3 separate regions of the Homo sapiens genome follow, and regions 1 and 3 are each linked to region 2. The links are chromatin loops, found by intact Hi-C in ENCODE. Cell type or tissue: Caco-2. All regions are shown on one strand.

Region 1 (5,000 bases), 200 kb after region 2:
AATGGTACCCAAGATTCCTATCTCCTGGCTATTCAATCAGACACGAATCTATGTACTGCTGTGAAGGGACTTTGCAGATGTAGTTAAGCTTAAGAACTTCAAAATAGAGGGAGGGGCCTGAATTACCCAGGTGGGCCCAATCTAACCACTTGAGCCCTGAGAATCAGAGAAATTTCTTCAGCTGGAGTCAAAGAGATGCAGCAGAAGAGGAAAGCAGGAGAGATGAGGCAAAAGGGGAAGTCAAAGAGATTCAAAGCCTGAGAAAGGCTAGACTTTCCCTTGATGGCTTTGAAGGCGGCCATGAGCCAAGGAATATAGGCAGCCTTTAGAAGTTGAGAAAGACTTTGACTGACAAGCAAAAAGGAGATGGAGGCCTGAGTCTTATAATCACATGGAACTGAATTTGGCCAACAACTGAAATGAGTTTGGATGTGGATTCTTCCTAGAGACTCTTGATAAAAGCCCTGCAGCCTGACACTTTGCTTTCAGCCTTCTGAGAATTGGAGCAAAAGAAGCAACAAAGACCGCTGGACTTCTGACCTACAGAACTGTGAGTTGATAGATTTGTGTTGTTTTCAGCAGCTAAGTTTGTGGTAATTTGTTATGGTAGCAATAAAAAACTGTAAGAACAATAAACAGGAAAAAGAAGCAAAATATTTGCTAGTAGAATGTAAATGCTAAGGAGTAAAAATACAGCAAACAAGGTATTAAACGAGAGAAGAAATGGTATTTTAGGTAGGATTTCCAGGAAGGCCTTACTGAGAAGATTACTTTTGAGAAAGGACCTGAAGACCATGCAGGAGCAAGTCATGAGGATATTGTGGGAAAGGCTTTTCCATGCAGAGAGAGCAGTAAGAGCAAAGGCCCTGAGGCCGGAGCAGGTTTGTTTGATGTGTGAGAGGAGCAGCAGGGAGGCCAGTATGGTGAGGGCAGAGTGACTTTGGGAAAGAGTGTAGGAGATGAGGTAGAGAGAGAATGGGAGTCAATTTTCTGAAGGCCTTATCAGTCGTAGCAAAGGCTGTTGCATTTATTCTGAGTGACAGGAGCTGTGGGAGGGTTTTAAGCAAGGGAGGGAGTAATAGGATTTGCCTTGTGCCTCAGCAGGGTCACTCCAGCTTGTGTATTGAGAATAGACTGCAGGAGGCATGAGTAGAACCAGGGACATCAGCTAGAAGGCTACTGCAAAAATCCAAACAGGAGATGGTGTTGGCTTGAACTTCGATCTGGGTAGTCAGAGTGGTGAGAAATGGTCATAGTTGACTCATTTTGAAAGTAGAGCTGATAGGATTTGCTGAATGACCAGTGGTAGAGGATGTGGGTTAGGGAGAAAGAGCATCTTTCACAACTCTTTCCTAAAATGCAAAGTCAAGATTACAGAATGGAGTGATCAAAAAAAAGGGAAGTTGCCCAATGTTTTGGAATTTTAAAAATTATTTCATTATATATTTGTTTGGTGAACTTATTCGGTAGATTTAATTGCATGTGTGTAATTCTGGAATGTCCATGTCGTGATTTGGTTCCCTTGGCAACTGCCCAGAGGTGCTGGAGTGTAAGGTGTAAGGGCTCCCCACAGGACTCTCTGCATGCCTTCAGGGATGATCGAAGCTGCCAAACCCTCAGACCCAGTACTGCCCCCGCAGAAGGTCTCAGGGGTGTTCCCCAAATAACACAGAAATGAGTCAAATGCCTCACAAAGTGGAGTAGACAGAGTTGTGACCAAAAAAATAAAACACAGGCAGAGCAAGTTTTAAACAGTTTGGAAACTCAAGAGCTGGAACACAGTAGTAAGGTGGAAATGTCAGATAATATGAAACTTTTTAACCTGGAGAAGTAAAGTCACCGGCATGGTTTGATAACTTGACTGAGTATGCAAAGCATTACAGCTCAATAAATGGTGGCAGCTCTCCCCTTATCTACAGGAGATAACCCGAGGGATTTAGGTCAGCTATAAGGCAGAGCTTATTTGCGGCAAAGATTATTAAATAATGGAAGGAGTGCCTGAAGAATCTCCAGAGGCGTTTTTCAATACCTCAGGGACATATTTTGACACGGTAGTGCTGGACTTCTCCACAAGATGGCAATCACGGGTTGACTCCAATTTTTGTTTTGATAAAAATATCTATAAAGTTTACTTTGGCAGGAAAAAGTAAAGAACCGTGACTTATGCTTCGCTGTCATATTTTGTATTATATTATCTATGGATGAGTTATATTTTTCCAACCCACCATCTCCACTTATGGAGTTTTAAAACATATTATTTTGTAAGGCTGGGGGAGGCATGTTGCAATATTGGAGTGGCAAATCTCTCTCTCTGTTCTCACATCCCAACATCAGGATATTGATCTTCTTTTTGGAAACATTGCGAAACAAAGTTTCACATGCCTTACAAGTCTGAAATGAGGTATGTCCTAAAACCTGGTAAATAGAAGAAAGTTGGTTAGAAACCTAGATGTCTCCTCAAACAAGAAATTATGATTTTGGTTAAGGGATATGGAAATAGTGCATTTTGCAAAATGATCTTAAAGGATTATTGCTGCTTTAAGAAGCAAGAATTTTTATTCTTTATATTTGAAATGGAATATCTTTAATTTAAAATTCAGAGGACAAATGCCCTCTTCTTTTTTTTCTAAAAAGAAATTAACTACTACTACTCATCTTGTGTAGACGTTATAAAGCTTCAGGTCATGTACTCAAAGGTACCTGCTGAAACTTTATTCATTTATAACAACTGTATTCTCTATTTTGTACCTCTATTTTGCCTGATGGCCAAAAAGAAACATGTTCATTATCCGCATATTAATTCAGAATTTCGTCTCCCTTCTTTCTCCCTGGAATTAGTTCTGGATGTAGAAACAGCCTCTGGATGGCAGGGAGGATATCTGGTTCTGGTATTTGTGCATGTGGTGTCTCTGACATGGACATTCATATATTTGGGCCAGGAGCATGGCCAGTCCTCCGTGCTGGCATCCACTGAAAATCATGCGGTTCTCACTGCTTTCCTTGTCGCATAAACTGTTATCTGCCTCCTAGTATGGCATCCCCTCACTACAACCACAAAGCCAATGTCCATGATCTTTCATTGGCGTAGGATGATATTCCATGCTACTCAGAGACCTGCTGAGAGCCGCTGGTCTGGTGCAGTGTGCTCTACTGGGCTGCCTCTCACTGCAGTGTCTACTGTGACACTGCTGTTTTCCAGCCTGCACAGTTGGGTTGCTGTATGTGTTGCAGCTGACAGGCATTTGGGTCCTGCCTTTATAACCTCCACCTGAGGACTTGAGGTTTGTGATGTCAGGAATACAGGTCTCTCTGATGCTTTTTTTGTTTTCCCCACTTCTCTCTACCTCTGTCCTTCATTGCGTAATACAGATATCTACACTGTAAGATCTGTATGTCAGTTTCAGCTACTGGCTCATCAGTTAGAAAATCCAGAAGACAGTGTATGTATGTATAGGCAGGGTGTTTGATTTGTCTGTCTTAATGTATCTGAAGAATAGTTGGCAAACCAGTGTTGATGCAGCACACTTTGGGGTGGCAGGGGGGAGGGTGAGAAAAAGCATAAGTTACGGACGATAGCTAAGATACACTAGGATAGATCCAGGATCCTCCAGCTACTAGCTGTGTGAGACCTTGAATAAGTCACTTAACCCAACTGAGATTAGGTTTCCTGATCTATGGTCTAGAAAGCACCATATGAGATTCGAAAGATGTATTTGATATCAATTTGTGAAAAGTAAATGTATATTATACCTTTTTCCTGTTTAATTTAAAACTATGTAGGTAAGAGCTAAATTAGGACAGAAGTATTTAAAGCCTTGATTTCTTTTTTCTAAACTCTGAGGTTTAGGGGTATATGAGCAGGTTTGTTATATAGATAAACTGTGTCACAGGGGTTTGGTGTACAAATTATTTCATCACCTGGGCACTAAGCTTAGTATTCAATAGTTATTTTTTCTGATCCTCTCCCTCCTCCCGTTCTTTACCCTCAAGTATACCCTGGTGTTTGTTGTTCTCCTTTTTGTGTCCATGTGTTCTCACCATTTAGCTCCCACTTATCAATGAGAACATTCAGTATTTGTTTTTCTGTTCCTATGTTAGTTTGCTAAGGATAATGGCCTCCAGCTCCATCCATGTTCCTGCAAAGGACATGATCTCCTTGTTTTTATGTAAAGCCTTGATTTCAGTAACTTAATTTTATAAGGCAGTTTATGTACAGTTGATACATGGTTTGAAAGAAGTATATAAAATTTGCTCATTTTCAATGGCCTGAATATAAAAATTATGTGTATAAATAAACTCAAGATGTCCCATATTATTCTACATATAAAATTAATGTCATAAAACTACCATGTTGGAAAAATATACACTTTTTACTTTGGCTAGGCGTACTATCAAATCCCTCTTCATTAATAAGGGTTTTAAAAGAGAGAATAAAGAAGAGTTAAAGGGAAACATGGATAAATTTAGGCAGAATGAATGAACAAATGTTATTGGAAACACTGAAAAAATTATTTCAGATGGCATTGTAGATGTCAGAGGGTTTTCAATACAAGTATTTAAGTTGACATGAATTGCAGATGGCTAATAATACATCAGAATAATTAAATTATAGATTGCAAATAGCACTTATGTGGGTAACTTCCCAGTTGTTCTTTACACAGTATTTGGTGCAAAACTCTCCTCCTCTGGGCTTGAAAATGTCAACTTAGGTTTCATAAAATATGCCAAAGGGGAATTTCATGTGTGCTTTGCAATATGCTGGTTTCTACCGCAGTTCCCTTCCCACTGTGGTTATGTATCACATGTGTACTTCCCTCCGTGAGTGCATTGGAGCTGCAGTGGTGAGGGAGAGAGTTGCCTGCCCAGCTTGATATAAGTGACAGCTCAACGGGGTTTCACTGGATCATTTATAAAGTTTTAGATGGTGGTCACTGCCAGCTCAGAAGATAATTATAATAAGTGAATTTTGTCTGGAAGCCAGAGAAAGAAAATCTATCTGG
Region 2 (5,000 bases):
TAGGAAGAGGAATGAGAGTTTTCTCAGCTTCTAGGACCCCTAGGAATAAGCATAAAACAGCTTTGCCCCTTCCTTTGACTCCCAGATACCTGTGTTTCAACTGGTGCTCATCAGATTCCCTGTTCTGTGGCTCAGGTCTCAGGAGACAGTGTTGTGCTCTAGAGAAGGAGAGGCTGTATCCTGGCCAGGGGGCTTTGGGGGAAGTGTTTGAGCCTCAGGTGAGAAGGCATTGATCTAAAGCTTGCCCATAGTTCCTTAAATCCTAGATAAAGATGAAGCTAGGGGTAAATGATGGCTAGAAATGGCAAGGCCAAAGTGTAGGACAGAGAGCAAATTGAGGGCAGAGCCAAGAGAACAGGGGGGTACGCAAACAGTCAAGGAGGGAGCACAGGGAAAGACGCTATGAAAAGCCAGAGCATTATTTCAGTCCACCTGGTGGCCATGAAACATGCTCTGAGAACAGTGGTTCTCAACAGGGGTAATTTTGCCCCAGGATCATTCGGCAATGTTGGAATATGCTTTGGTTGTCACAACTGGGGATGACAGGAGCGTAAAAGGCATCTAATGGGTAGAGGCCAGGGGTGTTGTTAAGAATCCTAAAATGGACTGGTAAGCCCCCCACTACAAAGAATTTTTGAACCTAAGGTGTTAATAGTCCTGAGACTGAGAAGTCCTGTCTTACCAAGTCAGCATACAGCCCCATGTTAACATTAAGGCTGGAGAAATTCCCATTGCTTACACATGGTTTTCTTTGTGATCGTTCCAGCTGGTCATTCCTTTCTGGGCTGAGCCTTGGCAGTGCATCCCGCATTTGGGACTGTGCCTGCTTGGATTGGTTGGATGTTGTTTCAAGATGTCACACCAGTGTCATGCTGGCCAGAGATGATCCTGACAACCATCCCTGCTCCAGGTGATATTAGGAGCGCCCCGGTCTATACTCTGGTTTACCTGTTTGTGTCTGACCCTCTCCAGCTCTCATCTGCTGACCACCAACTCTCCCCTTGCCTCCTGCATAACCTCCCTTTGCTTTATTTGTTTCTGAGATGACCATCCGCTTAACAGTGTCAGAGCTGACACTGATGTGGCCCAACCTCGCCCCCTATCGGATGTGGAAATTGAATTTCCTCTGGAGTGTTCTTGCCCAAGGTTGTACCATCTCTCCTATAACACAGCCTCAGTTATTTGAGAACCACAATGAGGCTCAGAACTCCGACTTTTGTGTTCACTAAGTATCTTCTCTCTCTGCGACGTGCCAGAACTGATGAGTGAGGGTTGGAGCTATGCTCTTCCTGTAAACTCTCCAAACTTTATTTGCCTAACTTCTGATGAAATGTTTGTATTTGAACCCTGCTGTGAAGATAGATATATACTTTAAAAGCCTATTGAAAAACACTGTGGAAAATCAAAATGTCCTGTGGAGAGAAGACACTTCTACTTCCATGAGAAAAGGAGGAAGCGTTGTGCAGAGCGGGTAGTGAGGGGTCTGTGGTTTTATCGACATCCTGACACGGATTGAGGGAAGTGCCAACATAGCTCTCCTAACTTCCCCCGGGAGGGCCCATCAATCGAAATGAGCTCTTGTGCATGTGATTCAGATGTCACTGAGTTTTCTGGTCTCATTCTTTTCTTGGAAGGAAGGAGGGCTCCAAAACTGGGGATAGGTTATCCGTGCTCTGAGTCTGAGAAGGGGATTTGGGGGAGGCTTAAGGTAGAAACAAAAGATCTCAGTTTTGCCATCCAAATCAACCCATGGCCAGATCAGATTTAGGGTAAGAAATCTATTTTTGTGCTTTGGACATTTCCCTCATCTAATTGTGTGTGTGTGTGTGTGAGAGAGAGAGAGAGAAAGAAAGAAAGAGAGAGAGAAAGAGAGAGAGTGTGTAAGCAAGCGCACCTTGGAAAAATTTGAATATTGCCAAGTACAGGGGGAAAGATTTTTTTCTTTTTAAACTTAGGTCAGATAACTAGGACACCAGAGTGCCCTGAAGGGTGGGGCTGGGGGGAGTAGCAGGCCTTCCTTAGTATCCTTGCACGGGAAGGGGTCTTGGGCATGTCTGGCTCTTTGGATGGTGCATTTTCACATTGTATTCATTTCCACAGGTTTGAGCTGTGCCTTTTTCGGCTTCAATCAGCAGAAATAGATTTTTTTTTCTTTTTTCTGGTGAATAGTTGACAATGTAGGGGAAGTCAAGTTTTATAGGCTTTACTCTGTATCTCCACACGTGCCTGTTTTTCCCATACAGGATACTTCAACTTATGAATAGGCTATGTTCCAGAAGTTTATTTTGGATCAGGTTTCTGAACCTGAACAGCATGTTAATGGGCTTCCAGGGGCTACTGAAGTTCCCGAGAGTGCGAGCAAAATTTTGCATGTTGTGTGCACAGTGCGTATTTTCTGGTGAGGAAATCCACAGCTGGTATTGAGTTCTGAAAGGAGGCTTTGATTCCCTGGTGTTAGAAACACTGGTAATCAGCTGTTTGGAGCTTTTAATGCATGATTCAGAAATGGACTCTGCCCCAAGAAGCTGAAAGCCTAGCGAGGGAGATAAGACACAAACATAAATAGCTCTAAAGGTTTGACAAAGTGTTCTGGACGTTTTGAGACAAAGGGATGACTTTGGGCATCAGGCAGCAAAACGGCTGCTTTTTTCAGAGAGAATCAGGTGTATGCATAAGACCGTATGAAGGGCGTGACTTTAAAGAAAAGGGGCCCATTCATACGTGAGACATTTACAAATTCGTTATTTGTAAACCTTTGCCTTGATTTGAAGATAGCCAAATGGTGTCTATGGCCACAAACACATTCTTTGCCAAATATAAACAACTTCAAAATAAAAAGCGATGCTGATTTTACTGTTTTCTCCTTTAGACCACATCAGTCTCATTTAAGAATACGTTAAAAGCAGACGTTGGATTTCACTTTTTGGCACTGTAACTGGACGTGCTATCATAAAGTCATATCTAGGCAATGAATGGAATGTTTTTCCTTTTTTTCAGTCACAGCACGCCTGGAAATTGGAAACAAAAGCAGAATGTCCCTGAGGTCCCCTTCTATTTATTCCTCCTGAGGTCCCCTTCTGTTTATTCCTCCTGTAGTCTAGCTTGAAGTGACATTCTCTGACCACTAGATGGCACTCCTGCATAGGCGAGCCGAGCCCGGACTTACCCGGTTTACTAAGGGCGGGGCTGCAGTCCCCCATGACTCCTGAAAGTGATGGCTGAGCCTGATAAATGAACTCACGGAGGCAGAAACTCAAATAGAGTTGTGTAAAAGAGACTTTCATGAAATCAAATCGATGATATTTGCGATGACAAAATGCAGGAACTGCTTGTCTGCTTTTCACATTTACATTTTTAAAAATTTGAGATGCTTCCGGCATGACTGTCGCTGGGCCCTAGGTACGATAGATAAATTAATATACACAAAAATGAATTCTCGCCTTCCTTCAAAACTGGCTGTTCTTTTACATTTCCGTTTTTCTTAGCGGGACCGCCTGTTTTCCAGGTTCCAGAGCTGAGTGTTTTCTGTGCTACATCTTTGATTTTTCTCTCTTCCTCTCCCCTATTGTACCATCACGTCCTGTAGTTTGTTTCTTTAAGGTATCCTCTGGGTCCCCTGTTTCCTCTTCCATTCCAGTGTCATAAAACCTCTGCAGTATTTAAAAGTATATAATACAATTATTTAAACGATCATAAAACCTCTGTGGCATTTAAAAGTACATAATACAATTATTTAAATGGTAAATAAAATTATTTAATAAAATTACTTAAATAGTAATTACATCAAGGTTAATTCAGTAGCCTTTTAGATGAACTTTAAAAATCATTTTCAGTAAGGAAAACTGTCACAGCCTCTAAAATATAGTTTATTCAATCATTTACTCATTGATTAATTTCATCTACTCCTTTAACAAATTTCATGAGCTCCTCTTCAGATACTGTTTTAGAGGCTGTGTCAGACTAGGAAGGATTCCTTAAAGATAATGGAAGTGGGTTACTACCCTCAAGGAGTTCCTGTGCCACTTCTGTACTCAAGAATATATGAGTCTGTAGGACCTCTGGGGAAGGGAGGAGTGACTTGTCATGTCGTGAGCTGCCTTGAATGGAGTGAAATTTTCCATTGTTGATCTGTCTATACTTGCTGTTTTGTGGCTAGCAAACTGATTTGCTGTAACCTTGTCTGCTTCTCCAACATCATAGGTAAACAATAAATATATGTGGAATGAATAAGTAAATAAAAAGACATGACTGCAAATTATTCCGTAATTTTCATCACGATAATCCCAAATAGTTTAATAATATGGAAACCTTGCAAAACATTAGTCTTTAAATATTTGTCGAAATTTCCTTAGATAGCTCTGATTATTTCCAAGAAAAAAAATTGAGAATAAAACAATAAACATCTATGTATGCTGCTTTTTCAAATTATAACATTTTGTCATATTTGCTTCAGTTATTAAATAATTTAGTTTGTATTTTGATCGGATTCTATGTGCATGGAAAGAACAAAATTGTTAAAAACATATAATTGGTATAATAAACAATACCACCTGAATCCCCCTTGTCATAATTTCTTGCTCGTCAGAGGCAACCCATTTCAAATATGTTGCTATTTGCTTATTGGACTTATAATGCTATTTACTGATTTTTTTAGTTTTGATTCTCTACTATGGAATATGAGGATATAGGTGTTTTCATCCCTCTACTACTATCTATAAAATACTTGGAACCTCCCAAATTATTAACTATTTGAAATTCACATTTAAGTGGGTGCCCTGTATTTTTATTTGCTAAATCTTATAACCATAATCCCTAACCATACACATGAATACTTCCTGCTGAAACCTTTAAATTTAGTTACATTTCACTTTCAGCTTAATCACTCTTTGATCGTCTATGTTCTGAGGATCATGCAAATGCTAATCATTGTTGAGCCAGGTAACATATAAAATATCACTCATTTTGCTTCCTATTTTTTGTTTTTGTTTTCTTGGATTGAA
Region 3 (5,000 bases), 190 kb after region 2:
TTTGTTCTTCCAAGAGGTAAGAAAAGCGACATTCGTCTGTCTAATTTTACATTTTACCAACTAAGTCAGGCAATCAGAAATGGGCTTTACTTGTGTGGAACAAAAAGTATCTCAGAAGAAGGAGGAGAAGGAGGACAGCAGCAGCAGCAGCAGGAGGAGGAGGAGAAGGAGGAGGAACTATCCTTTATTATTTTTTAAGGATCCACCTTGGTTCCAGGCATCATGCTGGCCACTTGACATGTTATCTTTAATTCCTAAAACATCCTGCAAGGTATGAATTATTATTCCAGTTTTGCAGATGAGGAAAACCAGTATTGGAAAGGATACTTGCCTTGTTCTTGCCACACAGCTGTAAGTGGTAGGAGCAGAGAACTCACACCAAGGTCTGGCTTCAAAAGCTTTGTCTTTCATCAGGCAGGGCTGCCCTAACTCTTGATCGATCAGCATGTGATCAAGGACATTTTACATAATCTAAACTCCTTTTTATTTCATTCATTTCTCATAAGTCTCAAGACTATTTATTAAATTCCTAACCTTCTTTGTTAGAAAGATTGTAGCTAGACCGAAGAATCAGAAAAAAATTTAGATTATATCAAAGATGTATCTAATTTTCACTACATTCTGAGTAGCTAAAAGTGTAGATGTTGAATTAATATTTTATAATATATTACCAAGTATATAATGCGTAATAAAACACATACATATTCCAAGCAGAGAATAGATGGGTACCTTTCCTTATATTTTAGCTCACCATATTCAGCTCACATATTTTTAAATAATTTATCTCCAACTTCTAAAAATATGGCCTTTATTCCTTGATCTTAATCCTGTTTTTCATTCATAGGAAAGTGCTATTTTTATGGGCCAGTGAAGCTTATATACCATTGAGTGACATTTAGATACTACAGTTATTTCTGTGTGAGGAGAATTAATCTCTTCAAGAAGGAAACTCAGAGTCCTTCCCTCTGTTGCCAGGCCCATCGCAGAATATCTCCAGTTATGTTTTCTGTTGAGAGAGCACAGCCTTCAATAGTGTTTTAAAATTTAAATGTGAAAAAGTTTTAAGAGCCAATGTAATATTTTGTTTGTTGAACCACTTTTGTATCATATTTTGTGACAGTTAATTAACAAATATGTATAAATGTTTTTATGTATAAATTAATTTTTATTAGAAATTAATGGTACTTGTGTCAGGATTGTGAAAGTATTGAGTGTGAAAGTATGTGAGCAAGTGAGTAAAAATTTCTGCAGTTGGAAATGAATGAAAAATCTGCTGGAATATGTTTATGAAAAGGGAATTATAGCTTTTGCACTGATTTAAAATTTTAAGGATCAAGTAACTGAGTTTGATTCTTTTTAAACATTGATTTGATTTTTACAATTTAGTTTTATTTTCAGTCCTGTCTCCAGTAATCATTTCATTTTCTTTCTTTCTTTTTTTAAGGAGAGCTCTCTGACTTTTTTCTTTCTTCAGGCAGTGGAACACAGGCTGGTTAAAAGTACAATTTTTCTTCCTTTATCTGCCATTCTCCTTTCTTCCCTCCTGCCCTTCTTGAAGCTTTATTCCTTGGTTCCTCTGCAACAATACATCCATTACTGATGGCTAAACAGACCAAGTATAAACAACACTGAGAACGTTCTCAGTTTGGCTTTTTTTTTTCCTTTGGTCTTTTTTTAGTCTGGCCTTTGGCAAAGGTTCATGACAGTAAATTGCTGTATGAAAAATGTTAGTTTGGTCACTGGTTGGTAATTGGGAGTGGACTTGAACGCATGGTCTTGGTTCAGATTTCCATAGTGAGGAGAGGTCACTGTCCCAGTTGGAAAGAAATTAGCCTTGAGCTCCCGAGTCCTCTGCTGTCAGGACCCCCTGGGATTGCTTTGTCTGCGTATTTACCTTTTGGTATCAATTTTATACATGTGATCACTAAGCTTTGTTTGAAAATGTGATATAACTGAGGTGGTAAGATTAACAAAATGGAAGGCAGAATGAGAAAAACGAGAAAGATCAGTTTTGGTAGTGAAAACCCCAAAGAAAGCTTAAGTCCAGCACGAACCAGATTTTCTTGTTGGTATTCAGCTTTTAGGTAAATGACAGAAGTAGGATGTTTGAAGCAAAGAGTGGAAGAAGATGATGGAAACAATCCTAATCATTAAAGCAAGCGACAAAAACAGCAGAATAGGCGAGTGGGCCTCTGTGTCAGGAGCAGGTGAGGCTAATATATCAGTTCCTGACAGTTGGATACATCAGGTTGCACAAATTACAGGCTTTTACCGAGTGAATTTTGGAGCAAGCTTAAGGTTTTAATATGAATTCCTTCTGGTGACAATTATCAGAAGGAACTGTGTTACACATTGTGAAAAGAGGGCACAGATCTCAGGTCACTGAATGCTCAGCCTTTTAGTTGTGCTTGGATCATCTTGTGTAGCAAAATGCACGGCTGATTTAAACGACAAAATGGAGGCAGACGTTTTTAGAGAAAGAAAGGGGAGGTGTGCACAAGCTCTTTAGACTTTACTTTTGCGTAGGTATCATGGGAAAACAGATAGCTAGGCCAAAGAAACATACACAAACAACACATTCTATTTACATCTGTGTCCTTTAAAAACGCAATTACTTTATAATCAGTTATTCTTTTAGCAGGAGAATTTTTACATTGCCAGCTCCCCACCTCTCCAGATGACAAAAATAATCAGCTTCTTTCCTCAGTTTCAGTGATTAAGCATATGTGGAATTTTTCGATATGTTAAATTTTAATTTCTTTGTTGTGATTGTTTTATGACTTTGAAGGTTACTTTAAAGCATTTTGTATTTGATTTCCTAACAGTTTAATAGAGTATCTGTACCTTACAAGGAGACTAATCAAGTGAAAGATGTTGTTGTATGAGAAATAGGAGAGGGCATAAAATGGGGTAACCCATAGCTGATTTTCCTTATCATTGGAAGAACAAAAGGAATGACTTTAATGAAAAAGAAAAAAAAATAATGAAATAAATACCAGGCACACTTAGAAATGGTGTTATGGGAATGTAGCCGTGTGTGTGTGTACGTGTGTGTAGCCGTGTGTGTGCGTGGGTGTGTGTGTATGTGTGAGAGAGACAGAGAGAGAGATTGAGGGAGGGAGGTATTTTATGAGGATATCATTGGCTTAAACATACGTGGTTTCAAGGATCCCAGGATTCCATTCTTTCTACCTTGAGACTTTGTTCTAAAGTTTTCCTTTGTGCTCTTTTTGTTTAGTTGACATATTTTCTTTTCTAGTTGGTTTCTTATAAGCCCTTCACAGTTTTTTAGTATTTTTCTGCACATGTACAGTAAGTAGGATATGTTCAGTGTGTTTTTAATTTTTTAAATGTTGAATTTAAGGTGGGCCAGGGAGCTTCCAGTCCTTGCTAATGAAGCTTAAGCTACATTTCCCACAGGGTTTCAGACATTGCGTTCTGGCATATGAGTCTCTAGGAATCAACTTGCATTGGGAAAAAGCTACTTCCCAGTAAAGAGTCAGTGCTTCAGATGTGCTCTAAAAACAACGTTCAATGCTCAGTGGTGAGGGTTAATGTAATGTCAGTCAGCTTTGTGACTTTCCTTACTACTTTCTTGCAAGTAAAATATTAGAAACATGAAACAGCTCTGTTTTGGTATGGATATAACACAGCACCACACATAGGGGAAGTGGATATTTTTGTATCTTTGGACAGAACCCAGCATGGTTTGGTGTATCCAGGCATTCCAGAAAACAGCACAGCTGTGGCATATTCATGGTTCAGCCTCCCAGAAAGGACACAGTTCCCATGTGGACAAGACTAGGTTAGGGTAGCAGCCAGCTTCCAGGCCCAGCAGAACAAGCATTGGAGGCACTACCATCTGTGAGAGATGTGCTTGGTACCTTTGGGAGTTCCATAAAACATCACTCTTGGCATAGAAGTCAGAGCTCTGATTGTCAAGAGATTACATGATGCAGCAGCAGTTGACATAAGCCTTGGGGCAAATCAGCTCATAAGAGATTCAGGCCAATTGTTGGCCTAGCACCTTATAAGGCTTTGGTGCTGCACAGTGTCTTCTGTGCCAGGGATGTCAGGCACCAGGCTGGGCCACATAGACCATAGACACAGATGCCACTAAAGAGAGTGGGGGCAGGGGAGGAGGAAAAGACAGATACCTGTGGTGGTCATGAAGGCTCAATTCTAAACCTATGCAACTTTTCCTGGGGACTGCTCAAAATAATTGGGGGTGGGCATGGGGTGGGGTGGTGATTAGGATGCTACATGTCAGGCAGTAATGGGTGAGCCCTAGGGTAAAAAATACTCTTTTTTAAGTGTAATTTTACCACCATCTACCTCATTTTTTGTCTTCTCACTTCTACTTCTACTGCTTATCAGCCTGGAAAGAAAGGCCCAGTGAAATATGTCACGTGCAACATTGATCACTTGGCCTTACTTATATTTTTGGGCGGAAACAGGCACAAAATCCCTTGCAGCTGGGCTACAGTATCAGGAACACTGAAAAAAAGTTACTGCTTTGAAGTTTTTAATTTCTTACATAGGACTCACTTTCTGCCTTTGATACTACACTTGAGTCTAAACAAATATTTACTTAAATAACCAGTTAATAGATTTTTGGAAATATTTAAAAACATATTGCTTTGCAGTTTTAGTCAAATTTAAGTACAGTAGGGTGGAGAAAATACCTTATTCACTATTTTTTCTTCCAAAGACTGGCATAATACTCAATGTTAGGTGTTGAGAGACCTTCAACTTTAGGCAGTATTTATTAATTTGATCCATATAAAACATAAAGGCAACTTCTTATCTTTTTTTCAGGAATTATAGTTTTGTTAGACTTAGAAATATTACTGAAATATTCTCCTTTAAATCGAAGAAGTCCTGTAAGATAAATTATTACTTAGAGAGAACATTATAACTTTGTCATAAAGATAGGATAAGAATTAACTAATTATCCTCTCTTTTCTGAAGACTGTTTCTCATGGCAGGGGAAGATCAAA

The links. Peaks named below come from ENCODE experiments on the same cell type or tissue, not always from the same donor. Only the 100,000 strongest peaks of a DNase experiment are listed, where the experiment ranks them.
Region 1: it touches region 2 in a loop (8-fold over the local background); 13 of 110 quality-filtered maps call a loop at or near these places.
Region 3: a loop joins it to region 2, with 8 times the contacts of the local background. A loop is called at or near these places in 13 of 110 quality-filtered maps.

The regions. Positions count from the first base shown.
Region 1 is chr6:104,322,861-104,327,860 of GRCh38, reverse strand. No RefSeq gene overlaps it. Among named protein-coding and RNA genes, the nearest start is that of HACE1, 530 kb to the left of the region's middle. In Caco-2, a CTCF peak has its summit at 2,079 (motif pointing right); no DNase peak of the experiment used is centred here.
Region 2 is chr6:104,524,043-104,529,042 of GRCh38, reverse strand. It overlaps LOC105377918 (a long non-coding RNA gene), which reads left to right and starts at 1,571. Exons shown (of 5, transcript XR_001744272.2): 1 at 1,571-1,769. In Caco-2, CTCF peaks have their summits at 2,920 and 3,120 (motif pointing right); a DNase peak (open chromatin) is centred at 3,162; H3K4me3 peaks cover 586 bases.
Region 3 is chr6:104,332,630-104,337,629 of GRCh38, reverse strand. It overlaps LOC102724443 (a long non-coding RNA gene), which reads left to right. Exons shown (of 3, transcript XR_942829.2): 3 at 1-1,112. Among named protein-coding and RNA genes, the nearest start is that of HACE1, 520 kb to the left of the region's middle. In Caco-2, no CTCF peak of the experiment used is centred here; no DNase peak of the experiment used is centred here.